Regions from separate parts of the Homo sapiens genome. Here region 1 is linked to region 2. The links are chromatin loops, found by intact Hi-C in ENCODE. Cell type or tissue: ascending aorta. All regions are shown on one strand. Links, peaks and the distances in the headings refer to the core of each region. The heading gives the core; the rest is flanking DNA.

Evidence for each region. Hi-C counts contacts between places; a loop is a spot of excess contacts. Peaks named below come from ENCODE experiments on the same cell type or tissue, not always from the same donor. Only the 100,000 strongest peaks of a DNase experiment are listed, where the experiment ranks them.
Region 1: it touches region 2 in a loop (1.9-fold over the local background); 5 of 110 quality-filtered maps call a loop at or near these places.

What each region holds. Positions count from the first base shown.
Region 1 is chr17:64,226,054-64,234,391 of GRCh38, forward strand. All of the region lies in intron 1 of TEX2 (testis expressed 2), which reads right to left. Among named protein-coding and RNA genes, the nearest start is that of TEX2, 33 kb to the right of the region's middle. In ascending aorta, for the core only: no CTCF peak of the experiment used is centred there; a DNase peak (open chromatin) is centred at 5,028; H3K4me3 peaks cover 252 bases; H3K27ac peaks cover 1,922 bases.
Region 2 is chr17:64,176,058-64,184,395 of GRCh38, forward strand. It overlaps TEX2 (testis expressed 2), which reads right to left. Exons shown (of 12, transcript NM_001288732.2): 6 at 1,268-1,414. Among named protein-coding and RNA genes, the nearest start is that of SNORA50C, 34 kb to the left of the region's middle. In ascending aorta, for the core only: a CTCF peak has its summit at 4,202; DNase peaks (open chromatin) are centred at 677 and 4,864; H3K27ac peaks cover 4,852 bases.

The DNA of each region.
Region 1 (8,338 bases), core at 169-8,168, 50 kb after region 2:
TAACATGTTAACAACAATGTACCTTTGGGAAAGGGTTTAAGATTCCATTTTTACTTTTGCATCCATTTTAAAGTTTGAAACTATGTCCAAATTAAAAACAAAAGCAGCATTCCTAACCACTGTTTGGCTTTGGGGATATCATGAGAGCTGCTCCCCTCCCGTCCCTATTGGTTCTACCAGTTGGGATTATCAAGCAGGGTTCCAGGCAGTAAGAGGAGAGAGCTGAAGTTGTACCATTCCTTAAATTCTCAAGCTTCATTTTGAAATAATGACAGATTCTCAGGAAGTTGCCAAAGTAGTACAGAGAGGTTCCATGTACTTTTCACCAATCATTTCTAAAATTTTAAAGGCAAATCTTGTAAGTCAGATAAATTCCAAGTGGTTAAGAAATCATGTTTTTAACTTTCATGCAATGTAAGAAAAATGCATTCCACCTGGCAGAGTAAAACTTCCCCTTAGAAGGACTTACAGTCTTTCTTAAGGTCTTTCTTTAATGGTCAAATTTAGGAAGGCATCTTCAATAGGTATCTCCCAAGTACATGAACAGGCACTTCACCCAAAAGTTCAAATGGCCAAGAAACAAATAAAAAACTCAACCTTACTAAAAATAATACAGAATTGGAAACAAACCGATGAAATAATTTCTCTCAATGATTAAAACATGTATGATGCTGGCAAGGGCACAATGAGACAAACCCTCTCTTGCACTAAGGCTGGAACATAATTAGCAAAAACTTTGCTGAAAACTGGTATTAGAAACTAGAAAATTAGTAAAAACTTTTCTGTAGTATAAAAGTAGTATAAAAAATAATAAAATATTTATAAAAAATAATGGGTGCATCCACAGGGAAAACTCAAGGAGACAACACATAGACATCAGAAAATGACATCAGGCTGGGCACGGGGGCTCACGCCTGTAATCCCAGCTCTTTGGGAGGTCGAGGCAGGCAGATCACAAGGTCAAGAGATCGAGACCATCTGGGCCAACATGGTGAAACCCCGCCTCTACTGAAAATACAAAAATTAGCTGGGCGTGGCGGTGCGCGCCTGTAGTCCCAGCTACTCGGGAGGGTGAGGCAGGAGAATTACTTGAACCCTGGAGGCGGAGGTTACAGTGAGCTGAGATCCTGCCACTGCACTCCAGCCTGGTGACAGAGTGAGACTCCGTATCAAAAAAAAAAAAAAAGAAAATGACATCAATATGGGGGCAAAAAATCCCTAGAATAAGTAATGAAAACTCAGGACAGGTATGTCCTAAACAGATGGTACTCATCAAGTAAGTACTCATCAAGCTGACACCAATGTACAAATGTCTGCACTGGGCAAAAAAAAGGAGAGGGTAGCATTAATTCTCATTTTCTCCATATAACAGGTTTAACAGTAATTGTTATTTGCTAATTTCAGGTATTTCCAAATACTTTTGTGATCTGGAAAAAAAATTATATGTAAACACATGTCAATCTTTTAAAAATTATTATAATCATTATCTTCAGAATATAAAATTGCCCTAGCCAATCCTCCGTGCCTTACCCACAAGAAAACTAAGGCAGAAAGACTCATTTTTATTAAATGAGGACACACTGTATGTATGTATGTAATCTGCTTTTATACTCAAGATTACACACTGAAGTAATCTATCATTAGCAAGGCCTTTAGTTTGAGTTCCACCAACTTGGTAGCAGTCTGGCCCTCTGGCAAATCATTTACCCTAACCAAGCCTAAGCTTCTTTTCATCTGTAAAATGGGAATGGCAACTGACTGTTCAGAAGATTAAACGAAACAACTTAAGCAAAGCACTGAGCATGATCCCTGGCACAGAGCAGCCCTCCCTAATTGTTTACTGTTCTTATAAGCATTTTCTCAAATCAAAGATTATTTCATGCATGATTTTTAATCGCTGTATAGGATGAATATTCCATAATGTAATTCAAGAATACCACTTGAATTTCTTATTACAAACAAGACTGCAATGCTGCACATGATGCTATAGATAAACCTTTGACTAGCTATAGATAAACCTTTGACTGCCCTCTGGTTATTTCCTTAGGAAATATTTCTAGAAGTGAAATGAGAGAGTTGAACCATATGTATACATCTTCACTTCAATAAAAAATATATAATTTCAAACTCATTGAAAAAAACTTCAAAAACAGATGTAGAGGAAAAGTGAAATTTTCTCCTCCTCCCTGCAAAATCAGCTTCATGGAAGACAATTTTTCCACGGACCAGAGGCAGCGGGGTATGGTTTCGGGATGATTCAAGTATACTGCATTTATTGTGCATTTCATTTCTATTGTTATTACATTGTATATAATGACACAATTCTACAACTCACAATAATGTAGAATCAGTGGAAGCCCTGAGCTTGTTTTCCTGCAACTAGACAGTCCTATCTGGGGGTGCTGGGAGACAGTGACAGATCATCAAGCATTAGATTCTCATAAGGAGGAGCAACCTAGATCCCTCGCATGCGCAGTTCACAGTAGGGTTTACACTCCTATGAGAATCTGTGCCGCTACTGATGTGACAGGAGGTGGAGCTCAGGCAGTCATGCGAGGGATGGAAAGGGGCTGTAAATACAGATGAAGCTTTGCTCACTCACCCACAGCTCACCTCCTGGTGTGCAGCCTGGTTCCTAGCAGGCCATGGACCGCTCCTGGTCTGTGGCCCGGGGATTGGGGACCCCTGGTTTAGAACGTATCTTTCCAGACCTTTCATAGGCATTTTGTGTGCATACAAAAGGTAGTGCGCACAAATAAAGTTGTTTTTGTTTTTACTTTTAAATGAGATCATATTATACAAATTGTTTTGCATTTGTTTTTTACTTACTATTTCTTGGACCACCTCCTATGGCCTATACCTATGGACTGACAGGTACACACACACACACACACACACACACACACACACACACACACCTTTTCTACACAGTAAGGTATGCCACTATTAACTTAATCATTTTTTTATTTGATAGAAATTTGCAGGGTTTCCTGTTTTCACCATTAGAAACAACGCTGCCTTTAAAAGCTGTGTTTCCATATAAATCTTGTGCAAAAAGAAAGTCTATCTGTAGGATGTATTTCTAGAGTGGAGTTGCTGGGTCAAATGAGGTACATATTTAAAATTCTGAAACTGTTTGCCAATTTGTCCAATTTACTCTCCTAATTAACATTGTATAAAATGTCCACCTTCAACCCTGGTCAAGACTGAATATTATTTTAAATTTCTGCCCATTCAGTGGGCAGGGAAAAGGTATCTCAATGCTTTGATAGTCACTTCATACTTTTCCCTCATTTGCTTCTCTTCTTCTGTTAACTGGTCGTTCATATTTCTTGCCCAAGGACTTTTGTTATTCACTTCTTTATCAAGGATAGTTAATACTTTGTCTATTGTATGTGTTCCAAATATTTCCTTCCATCTCTGACTTGCCTTTTAATTGTATGGGTTTTTTTTTTAATATACAAAGTTTTACATTTTGAGATGTTGAAGCTCTCTATCTTTTTCTTTATGGCTTCTGGATTTTTTTACAGCTTCCTGATGAAGCCTTCCCATTCCATCAGCATAAAAACATTCGTCTTTGAAATCTTTTTAGAAAACGCTGACAATAGTGTATATAACACACATAACACACATATTGCTCTGTTTCCTATACAAGGATCTAAATTTTAACTTTGGAAAAACTGACTGATATGGACAATCATTTCTCTATTTTCTAGCTATAATAAACTGTAAAGCATTGAATTTATTCCCTTCAAATCATATTAGGAAATTAGACAACCTAGCTTACATCTAGGTTGATCACTGGCCATTCAGCTTCTCAATGTGAGGAACGTATTTCAGATTAATTCTTCAAAAACTGAAAAAACTCTTTAAGAACTCAAAAAAATTAGCCGTTTCCCCCAGTCAGAAACCCTCCTTTTCACACAGGCATCAGCAGACTTAACCTTGATATAGGGCAGTAAATTTGCTAAGTGTAATCTTACATCAGAATGTTATTTATAGGTAAGGCATCTGAGGGCCAAAGAAGATAAATTTTTTTAAACCAGGTTTAAGATGTGTGCATGCATGTGTGCACATGTGTATGTGCATGTATGTGTGCACACATGTGTGTGTAGGGGAAAGAGTGGGACTGAGGGAAATAGGAATTGATGGGAGGAATATGAGAAGGCATGGTGGAAGGTTTCCCAGGGGCCCCGTGTGAGCTGGCCCATGGGGACCTGACAAGGTGCCCCGCCAAGACAAAATGGAGAGTACATTTTAAGTGGAGGACAAAGCAGAAGAAAAGGAATAGAGGCAAGAAACCCAGAGCCATGTTCACAACTGGCAAGGTTAGGAGATACTGGTTCCTGGCACAGGCATGGTCCTGACCTGGCCGGCTGGCCACCTCATGGTTCCCTGAGGAGAACCACTTGCCTATAGGCCCTGAGGGGGAACATTCCCCACCCAACTCTACCTCTGTTGTGGATCATGCCAAGAAAGGATTGCCCACTGATGAGATGATTGGGATTCAGACAATTGTTCAGTTAGTAGTAAATCAGTCATTGAAAACACAGACCGAGTGAGGCCATGAGGCAGCAGAGGGAGGAGCTCCACGGAGGACCACAGCCCTCAAATGGCCCTCAAATGACAGTGACGGAGCTCCCCACTTCACCTCCCTGAGCCTGGGGTTCTGCTGTAAACTGAGGGAAGCTTCCTCCATTGTCTTCAAGGAATTTTCCAGAAGGCTCTAAATTCTAAGAGTCTATGACTCAATTTCCATGGAACAGAACATACTTAGAGTCCTACTTTTCTCTTTTGTAACAAGAGAAATTCTTGGCAACTGTTAAAGTCAAGGAAAGCAAACCAGAGTGCACATCAGCTGACTAATGTGCCTAAGGCAATTAAGTCAAAATATTTTTCAAATAGTACTGAAACAGCTCATCTCCCATTAACAAATACTTCTAGACTTTCCAGACTTGTCTTGCTCAGCCCAGCTGTAGAAACATCCCTTATGTGTGCTGGCCATTAGGTGGAGAGTTTCCAACCTATGAGAATGAGCTGCAGATCAGCCGCACCTGCATGTGCTCAGGCACCAGAGGACAGGCATCAACTTGGCCTCCTCAGCAGCCCCTATCTTTCCCCCACCTACTGCCAAACAGTACAGAAGGTGACTGTGAGGCTGCTCCTGCTCAGGCTGTGATGGGGTTGAACTTCATGGGGCTCTCTATCCCAGTGCTTCATTAGTTCTTACTCTGTACAAACATCACCCAAGCACCACTTCTCAGCCTCACTAAGAATCTTGAGTCTCCCACCAAGTACCATATATGTGCTTCAGGCAACCCTGTGTGGTCACTGTTGTGCCCATTCAAGTCTGAAAAACTCTGAGGCTGACTAAAGGACGGAACCAAAGGAGAGACTGAATGCAGGCTGGCCCTTCACACCACTCTGCTCTAGGAAAACTAACACAGCCTCATGTGGACAGGACCGTCTCTGGGGTTCCTGTTCGCCAGCAACATCCACTCTATCTTGTTTCAGTATTAAGCTTCTGTCACTTTAATGCATATTAATAGATGTGTTTGTCATTATTAAGGTGGAAGGTGGTTAGATTCTGAAGGGAGGTGAGAACTGAATAGGTCCTGGGGTGCAACACAATTGCACAGAAAACCTGGTTAAGAACTCAAACTCTGAAATTAAACAGACCCAGCTTTGGATTCCAGTTCCACCTCTTATCAGTGTGTCACCCTGGACAAGTTACGGCAAAAGGCCTCTTTTTCCTTACATATAATGCAGATAATAGTGCCTATCTCATAGGGGCTGCTGGGAGAATTAAGAAATAACACTTAACATATGTAAGCTACTATAATCAGCATCCACAGCAGGTGTGAGCACATCTTTTTATCCGTGCCGACTCAGCCTGTGGACTCACCGGCATGTTATCCGGGATCAGACAGCTTGTTTCCAGCCTTCTCTAATCACCAGCACTGGACTGTCCTGACTGTCTGACTTTAGGTTTAGTTCAGGCAGCTGTGACCATTAAGAATGACACAATGACAATGTAAAAATATGTACTGTACATATACATCGTAATACAAAATGAAAAGGCAGAATTTAGGATGATGTACATCACCTAGGTAAATGAACACAACAGGATCCTAGGAGGCTTATAGAGACTAAGTATTAATAGTTGGTGTTTCGTGGTGAAAGAGTTATTGGTGTTTGATTTCAGTGAAAAGCTGATGAAAAAGGATCTTTTTTAAATGAGAGCTGTGGATAAGATCTGTAGTTTCATCAACCTCTTTTTTTTCTGTCCCCTCCCCATGTTGGCCACATGTTTTTCAATATTCTTACATTGTTTACCAGTAAACTGATTAATTCTGTGTATTATTCTTCCATTTCAATACTGATCCAAATTTTAATCAACAATCCATATTTATAAGGGGTTCATAATGACATTATAAAAATCAAGTCACTGCCACAGGTGTGATAATAAGCATAGCTGAGCAAGCAAGAAACAATCAGTGGCTTCATTTCCATAGTCAAGGGCACTCACATTCAAGGTCAACCTCATTCTAAAGGTAGTGGGAAGTGAGACCTGGTACCAGCTCCAGTAACAATATCTACAGTTAGACCAATCCTGTGTCAGAAACTCCTATTATGTCATCCACAGCCAATCAGAACGTGGAGTCAGCATGAAACCTTCCATACAGGGTTGCAATTCCAAACAAAAGCAAGGAAACTTGATGGTTTGGGTAGCTTTTGTATGTTCATCCTGGGTAAAAGCATAGTTTCTGTTAAGCCTTTTCAAATGCTGAAAATGGTCCCTGGTTCCCATGGGTTCCTTTGCAGATGGCATGAGCCCAGGTCAGCTCCACCTAACAGACTGCTGGTGAGACAACTGATCATCCCTAATCATTACCTTCTTAATCACAGTTCTAAAAAGGCAGAGGCATTTGGGATTGAGGGAAGGGTTAGTGTACCAGAAAATCCTAGGCAACATCTTCAACACACAAATGACCCAGCTCACCCCTATCCATCTTGAGGCTTATCATGATTGTGGAGTTTCACAACTGATGGATTGGAAGACATTTTTTTAATTCCCCAGTCATCATAAGCCTATATGTGCACAACCACACACACAACTACCCCACCCCCAAACACACACACATACCCTGCCCCGGGGCCCACCCTGGAACTGAGATTCACTGGTGTAAAACAACTTGGACCATTAGGAATGCATTACACTTTAAAAACACACATGCGGCCTGGTGTGGTGGCTCGCGCCTGTAATCCCAGCACTTTGGGAGGCCAAGGTGGGTGGATCACGAGGTCAGGAGTTCAAGACCAGCCTGGCCAAGATGGTAAAACCCCATCTCTACTAAAAATACAAAAAATTAGCCAGGCGCGGTGGCAGGCGCCTGTAATCCCAGCTACTTGGGAGGCTGAGGCAGGAGAATCGCTTGAACTTGGAGGGTGGAGGTTGCAGTGAGCCAAGATCGCACCACTGCACTCCAGCCTGGGTGACAGAGTGAGACTCCATCTCAAAAAACAAACAAACAAACAAAAACACATGCATACCCAGAAAGAGACAATGGAATCACGAGGAATTCAGGTGGAGATATAGTACCAGTTATTCCCTGGCACCAATAACTAGTTAATATAGTCTACACCTACCTTGCAAGGCACCATGTTAGAGGCAAGTGCTTTCTAACAGGCTATTGCTGTGTAACTACATCAAAGAAGGGCAAGTCTCTATCAAGGTCAATGAACTCATTTAAAATATCTGAAGAATCAGAAATGGGCAGCTGCTTCCATAGACACAGGGCACAGTGAGACCATGTCCTGCTCCTGATCTTCACTACACATGCCTGTACTGTTTGCCCTTGAGTTGTGGCCTTACCTCCTGGGACGTGGTCCTAACCCCCCAACTCAGATCCTAGGTACAGAGCTGGCCCCCGCCAGGGCCTCCATGGACGCCCATTCCTGAAGGTCTGTTCCATTGCTGTCTAAAGGCCAAAAGCAGAGCAGAAGGCAGAAATAAGGGGTAAGGAAAAAAGGCAAGTGGAATAAAAAAGAAACGTGAATGCATAAAGGAACAAGAAAAAAGTGTTTCTCAGCAGATTGGGGAAAATAAGCACAAGGAGCATTTCATAACCAGAAATACAAGTACACAGCATGGAACCACACCGTCTAATCTAATTCTGGAGGTGCTATAAACCTGATGGCTGTATTGGGGCTCCATTTGACATTTCAAAGAAACAAACGCTGTAAAATTGTGATCTTGATGTTTTTCTGTTCACAGGTCCAATATCTGCCTAACAGCAGTATCCTGTCTTTCCAGATGATTAGCGTTGAGTTTGTT
Region 2 (8,338 bases), core at 168-8,167:
CTGGCTAGCAGAAGCACGTTCAACCCTCAAACTACCTCAGGAACACAAACAGGCTGACACCTGTCAACAGAGCCCTCCCCCAAAATCTGCCTTGAAATCCACCCTTCTGGCTCAGAAGGCAGCCCCTCCTTCCTCTTTCTCAGGAGCTGGGGAAGAAGGGACACTGGCCCACAGACAGCAGCCAGAGCTTGACAAGGCCAGGAAAAGCTCTGTTCTTTACCCAAAGGAACAAAAGAAATCAACCTGAAGCTCCTCTATGCCCATATTTTCCTTCTAATCTAGTTTACCGTAGTTCACAGTTTCTTAATCTAGAGTCCTTGAACTTTCTGAAATAATGGGCAAAATTTTGTGTCAACGTGTTTTTCTAGTGAAAGGATATCATAGGCTTCTGCTTCTCAAAAATGTCTCTGATCCATACAACTTCAGGGCTACTGACTTAAGCTACTGACTGTTCAGTGAAAATTTGGGATCCAAAGTGACTCTTCTTGGCTGGGTCTTCACTGGGTCAAAAAGTTAATTTTAAAGAACCTCAAGATCCTCAATAAGGTCTCCTGGTTGGCAAATGAGTCTTTTAATGACAGCCATACTTACACAGTTCAAACTCACTTCCAACTGGCCCTGGATTAGCACCAGAGTGTTTCTTCAGGAGAGAGCCCAAAATAAAGTACCATCTGGCCAAAAAGTAAAGGTCAAACACAGACACATTTAAAGTGCAATGCTAACTTTCCCAGCTTGAGAGGGAGCACAGCCTGGGAAAGAGGCCTTAAGTAGTCTGGTGTTTTCCTCAGTCAGTATACTAAGAGGCCTTAAGTAGTCTAGCATTTTCTTCAGTGAGTATACTAAGAGGCCTTAAGTAATTTGTATTTTCCTCAGAGGATATACCATGTGGCCTAGACTGCTGTGGGGCTGGGTGGGCTCTGGATGTACAATTTAAGTTCATTTCCAACTTAAAAATAACAATTATATAAGACGAATCGGTTATAAGAGCTCACATTTTCCCAAACTAAATTCTGGATTATCACCTGGAGTGGATAACAATGAGGGCAACACAAGAAAATGAGTAAACATTAATGTTCACTAAGCCCCCAGATGCAATTAATCATAAGGTCAGTCTGTGATCAAGGTCAGATGTGCTGTTTGAGAACTTACTACCCTCATATGTTATACGTTTAAACCAAATTATTTTTCACTTAGGACATAAGGGTACAAAATTTCCAGAAATGAAGAAGTATAGAGGATTAGAAGCCTCTTGTGTGGAAAGTGATACCTTTATTTTGCTGAGTTTCATTTGGATCTTCTTAGACACCAGATCAGACCAGTATTTCTCTCCTAAGAAGTCCCAAAATATTCTTCCAAGCAAGGCATTCACCCAGGCTTCCTGTTCTTCCTCCTCAGAGGGTGGAACCTCTGGCAACTGGCAAAAGAAAAGGGACCAAAATTAGCTAGAAAGCAACTGGAGAATAAGACAGGTGCTTATTTTTATAAAGTCACTGAAGGTCCCTCCTTATAGAAACAGGAGACCACACGAGTCATACTCCTTCCCTATAAATTACAAGTCCCACATTGTATTGGTGACTAGGAAAGGGGAGAAACGAAAGCTGCCATCACAGCTAAAACCTTCTCTTTGTCTGTTTTCTTTTTCTACCAGTCTTCCTGTAAACCAGCTAATATTTCATACTATTAGCTTAGCCAAACTGCTCTGCGTCCAAATTAGCTTGGTATCAACATTATGCATCAGTGACACATCTGATAAAATGCCTGCCCATCTTTCTTCAAGCTAAGGCTTGGACGTGTAATTGTCAAGCTGGTGCTCATCCGGGCAGACGCCACAGTTCCCCAATGGCCAGGACTCAAGTTCAGCCTGAACCCTGTGAGGTCAAAATATTCCCGGGATGCTTAAAAATACTGATGCCTGGATCCTACCCCCAGAGTCACTGATTTCAGTGGGCATCAGGAGTTTCAGATGCTCCCCTGGTAATGTAATGAACAGGCAAGACGATGAATCACAGATCTGGATTAGAGAGAGCTGCTCTCAGGGCTTCCATGAAACATCTACAGCTGTTCTCACCAATCTCGGCCCAGCGAAATACCCTGATCCTTACTTCCATTTGATACAATCCATCTGAAGCATCTGCTGTGGCCAATGTGTGAGGTGGGGGAGAAAGTAAACCCAAGTCTCCGATTTCCTTGGCTAATCATTAGACTGTGCACTCTGGCCTGGAGGGGGTCAGGGATGGAGATAAAGAAGGGTAAACAGCAGCACCCACAGACGGTGTTGTAAGGTTTATGTGGTTGGTGCAGGCACGGGCTGAGAGCTCAGTAATGTAGCAGCTGTCCACTGACCACATGCCAGCCCTATGGGCACATTCCTGTCTCAGGTCCACTCATGTCTCACAATACCCTGGAAAGACAGGAACTTTACTTCCATTTTAGAAATGAGTGCAGCGCCTGACACACAGTCCTGTTCTCCCATCCTCTATCTGCTCTGTCCTGTGTGTGGCGGTGGGGGTGGGGGAAGGGGAGCTGGCCCCCTGATATGGCAGACATTTTCCTGTGCTGAGGTCTCTAATTAGACTGTAGCCTTGCAGAAACAATGAGCTTTGGAAAGCAAAGATGAAAAGATTTAGAAATGCAGAATCTGTGAATTATTCCCCCTTTCCCCTCCCTCTATGGCTACTATAAGTGCATCTGTTCTGCCCTCATGGGCTGGCTGCAGCTATAACACACACCAGACACTCTCATCACCTCCACGCTTTGTGCTTGTGCATTCGTGCCAGTGCTATCCATTCTGAGCAGCTGTGACTGTGCCCACATTGAAGCTGTGTGCCTGGGTCAGTGCTGTGGTGCACACGTTGTTGCTTGGTGTGTATGGATTTGAATCTGCAGATCCAATTGTTTGTGAGTACTCCCAAGGTCTACAGCACATAGCTCCGTGCACTCATTCTGAAGCTTGGTGTTCACCAGTCACTGAGCTGTGCCTGAGCCAGCACACTGCTCAGTCCCACCCGTCTGCCAGTCTTGCTGAGAGGTGAGGCCAGCTAGACTTCCTGGGTGGAGTGGGGACTTGGAGAAATTTTCTTACAAGAGGATTGTAAAATGCACCAATCAGCACTCTGTAAAAATGTACCAATCAGCACTCTGTAGCTAGCAAAAGGATTGTAAAATGCACCAATCAGTGCCCTATAAAACGCACCAATCAGCGCTCTGTAAAATGTACCAATCAGCACTCTGTAAAATGCACCAATCAGCAGGATCCTAAAAGTAGCCAATCGCAGAGAGGATTGAAAAAAGGGCATTGTGATAGGACAAAAACAGAACATGGGAAGGGACAATAAGGGAATAAAAGCTGGCCACCCTAGCCAGCAGCAGCGGCAACCTGCTTGGGTGCCCTTACACAGTGTGGAAGCTTTGTACTTTTGCTCTTCACAATAAACCTTCCTACTACTCACTCTTTGGGTCCGTGCCACCTTTAAGAGCTGTAACACTCACCATGAAGGTCCGAGACTTCATTCTTGAAGTCAGTGAGACCACGAACCCACCAGCAGGAACCAACTCCACATACATTGCCACAGCCTGTGCCCTCTCTTGCTGGGGGCCTAGGGTTCGCTTACGTTTTTCAATCACATGTCACTGCATGACTTTATATTTTACAGGAGTCCTTCACATTTGAGTTTTCAAAGGTCTCCTTTATGAACGTTGGTGAGTCTCATTTAAAAAAAAAAATGGTTTAAAAAAGAAAGCATGCTGGTCAGCCCATTTCAGAAGACATGGATCTGCTTCACCCTTCTTAATGGACATGGATTATTCTCTCTGGGCTTTTCGAGTGCTGTGACGTTTTCTGTCATTAACCAAGACATTTTCCACCACTAGGTCCTGGATGGAAGGGCAAGAGTCTGCAGCGGTGAATGCTTGGCCATGCCATAACTTGCACTGTTTTTTTGAATCCCTTTTTTCTCTGACTGAACATCTCCTTCCCAGCCCCAAGGGTAATTCATTCAGCTTTTCTGAGGTTACTGTCTTTGAGTCCCATCCGATTATTTATACAGACTTCTGCATAAACACTCATCCAAGGGCAATGACCACCTGGCCCCTCAGACAGTACTAAGTTGCTGCCCACGTAAGACACCACGTGTCTTATTTTAGATTTGTAGGTTATACAAGAGAATAAGTTACTTTTTCCCTTCCCTAGAGGGAGCATCTACCCTTTATTAGCCTTTCTTTACAACCCTAGTTACTCACAGGAAACAGTTTTAGCACAAAATAGCAAGAAACAAAGGCTATTTCACAATGTATGTCCAAGCCAATGGCATATGATGTGGTAAACAAATTTCTGAAATAACCGACAAGCAGGTTGTTTTTTCAACAGTTCCTTTTTCCAAAATAAGCTTCTCTCCACAGACTCATTGGGAACAAAGAAAAATTCCAGAGCAGAACATCGATAATGCATCAAAGAAGCTTTTATGAGCAAAACCTGGATTCAACAGCCTGCTAGGAAGGCCCAACGAATGTCATAAAAATTTAAGAGTTTAAAGAAACAATGTGCATACATTTCCTAATATTGCCATTTGGCTATAGGATGAAATGTGTGGAGGATATTCATTTCGCTGTCTCAACTGTATAAACACACTAAGAAATGGTAACTTTCCAAAAATGGCTTCCAAATAAGTGTAGAGAAAATTCAATGGTTTGAAGCTGAAGCAAGCCCATCAAAACTGCGTCACTCTTGGGATATGTGTTATTTAAAACTAACCTCTAAAACTAAAGTAGGACAGATTTACTGAAGTCTGTGGTGTAACATTTCCTATTACAAATGGCCAGGAGGCCAGCCCAGTTTTTCTATTACAAAGAGTGTGTAGTGCCCCCACTCCTTTTTGGCCGCACCCAGTGTACCGCCAGGGGGGTTGCACAAGGGACAGTGTGGTCCAGGAGATGACACAGCGGAGGACCCTACTCCTGTGTGTTTCTTTCCCTTGATTATAAAAACAATGCATATTCACTGCAGAAAACACCCATAAACCTGCTACTCAGATTTAAAACATTTTAAACATTATTTAAAACAGTTTTACTATATTTTCTTTCAGTCTCTTTTCAGTGTATATATACATTTAAGAATACAGAACTTTTAAAAAGCAAAATTAGGCCGGGCGTGGTGGTTCATGCCTGTAATCCCAGCACTTTGGGAGGCCAAGGCGGGCAAATCACGCAGTCAAGAGATTGAGACAATCTTGGCCAACATGGTGAAGTCCCGTCTCTACCAAAAATACAAAAATTAGCTGGGTGTGGTGGTGCGTGCCTATAGTCCCAGCTACTCAGGAGGCTGAGGCAGGAGAATCGCTTGAGCCCAGGAGGCAGAGGTTGCAGTGGGCCGAGACCGTGCCACTGTACTCCACCCTGGCCACAGAGCAAGGCTATCTCAAAAAAAAAAAAAAAAAAAAAAAAAAGCAAAATTAGATCTGGCTACATGGTTTTGTATTCTTTGAGAAGGAGTCTCGCTCTGTCGCCCAGGCTGGAGTGCAGTGGCGCGATCTCGACTCACTGCAAACTCCGCCTCCCAGGTTCAAGGGAGGCTACCTCAGCCTCCCAAGTAGCTGGTATTACAGGCATTCACCACCACGCCTGGCTAATTTTTTGTATTTTTAGTACAGACGGGGCTTCTCCATGGTAGTCAGGCTGGTCTCAAACTCCCAACCTCAGGTGATCTGCCTGCCTCGGCCTCCCAAAGTGCTGAGATTACAGGTGTGAGCCACCATGCCCGGCTGGTTTTGTATTTTTTTTTTTTTTTACAGTTTTACTTAGATATAATTCATAGATCATACAATTTTTCCATCCTTCCATAGCTGCTGTGGAAAACAGTATTGCGGTTCCTTAAACAATTTAAACAGAATTACCCTTAAGATGCACTAATTTCACTTCTGGCTATATACCCCAACAAATTTGAAAGCAGGGTCTCAAAACAAGATATGTGTACACTGATGTTCAGAGCAGCATCATTCACAATAGCTAAAATGTGGAAGCAAGCCAAGCACCCACCGATGGAGGAATGGATAAGCAAAATGGCGTACGTACACAATGGAGCATGATTCAGCCTCAAAAAGGAAGGCGATTCTGACTTACGCTACCACATGGATGAATCTTGAGGTCATTAGGCTAAGTGAAATAAGTCAGTCACAAAAAGACAAATACTGTATAATTCTACTTATATGAGGTACTTAGGATAGTCAAAATCCGAGAGACAGGGAATGGTGGTTGCCAGGGGCTGGGAGGAGGGGGACAGGGGAGTTACTGTTTAATGAGTATAGAGTTTCAATTATACAAGTTGAAGAGAATGGTGGGGGTCAATGCATAACATTATGAATGTATTCAATTCTACTGAACTATACATTTTAAAATGATTAAGATGGCAAACTTTATGTATTTTACCACAAAAATAATTTTTAAAAATAGAGTACATTCAATAGTTTTCAGTATATTGAGAGTTGTGTAGCTATCACCACAGTCAATTTTAGAACATTTTCGTCACTCCCCAAATAAACCCTGTACCCATTAGCAGTCACTCCCTATTCCTCCCCAACTCCTCCCCATCCCCCTGCCCACCAGTCTAGGAAACTAGTTTGTCTCTATGAATTTGCCTATTCCAGACATTTCCTATAAATGAAGTCATACAATGTGTTCTTTTGTGACTGACTCCCCTCACTAATGTTTTCAAGGCATATCCATGTTGTAGCAGTGCGTCCTTTTTATTGCATAATAAACTTATTTTTATTGCATAATAATATTATCATCTATGCATATACCACACTTTATCCACTCACCAGTTAATGGAAATATGGGTTGTTTGCCACTTTTGTTGTGTTTTTTTTTTTTTTAAAACAGAGTCTTGCTGTGTCATCCAGGCTGGAGTGCAGTGGTGTGATCTCGGCTCACTGCAACCTATGCCTCCTGAGTTCAAGCCATTCTTGTGCCTCAGCCTCCCGAGTAGCTGGGACTACAGGCGTGCACTACTACGCCCGGCTAATTTTTGTCTTTTTAGTAGAGATGGGGTTTCGCCATATTGGCCAGGCTGGTCTTGAACTCCTGGCCTCAAGTAATCCACCCACCTCAGCCTTCCGAACTGCTGGGCTTACAGGCGCAAGCCACTGTGCCCCACCATTTTCCACTTTTGGCTATTGTGAATAATGCTACTATAAATATTTGTGTACAAGTGTTTGTGTAAACATGTATTTTCATTTCTCTTGGATATATATTTAGGAGTGGAACTGCTGGCTCATATGGTGACTCTGTTTAACTTTTTGAGGAAATACCAAACTATTTCCCACAGTGGCTGGACTATTTTACATTCCTGCCAGCAACGTATGAGGACTCCAATTTCTTTCTTTCTTTCTTTTTTGAGGCAGAGTCTCACTCTGTTGTCCAGGCTGGAGTGAAGCGGCATGATTTTGGCTCCCTGTAACCTCTGCCTCCCAGGTTCAAGTGATTCTCGTGCCTCAGCCTCCCCAGTAGCTGGGATTACAGGCATGCGCCACCATGCCTGGCTAATTTTTTGTATTTTTAATAGAGATGGGATTTTGCCATGTTGCCCAGGCTGGCCTCAAACTCCTGAGCTCAGGCAGTCCACCCGCCTCGGCCTCCCAAAGTGTTAGGATTATAGGCGTGAGCCACCGCACCCGGCCAAGGATTCCAATTTCTCTACATCCTCACTAATACTTGTTATCATCTATCTTTTTAAAAATTTTTATTATTTATTTATTTATTTGGTAGAGATGGAGTTTTGTCATCTTGCCCAGGCTGGTCTCGAACTCCTGAGCTCAAGTGATCCATTCGCCTCAGTCTCCCAAAGTGTTGGGATTACAAGTGTGAGCCACCACTGTGCCTGGCCACCATCTGTCTTTTTCATTGTGGCCATCTGGGTGGGTGTGAAGTGACATCTGACTGTGGTTTTGATTCACATTTCCTTGATGACTAATGATACTGAGCATCTTTTCATGTGCTTGCTTATTTGGGCGTTAGTGTATCTTCTTTGGAGAAATGTCTATTCAGATCCTTTACCCTTTTATTTTTTGAGACAGGGTCTTGCTCTGTTGCTCAGGTTGAAGTGCAGTGGTGCAATCACTAATCACTGCAGCTCTGACCTCCCTGACTCGAGCAATTCTGATTCAGCCTTCTGAGTAGCTGGGACTGCAGGCACATGCCACTATGTCTGGCTAATTTTTTTTTTCTTCTTTTTTGTAGAGATGGAGTCTCAATATGTTGCCCAGGCTGGCCTCAAACTCCTGAGCTCAAGTGATCCTCCTGCCTTGGCCTCCCAAAGTGCTCAGATTATAGGCGTGAGCCACTGCAC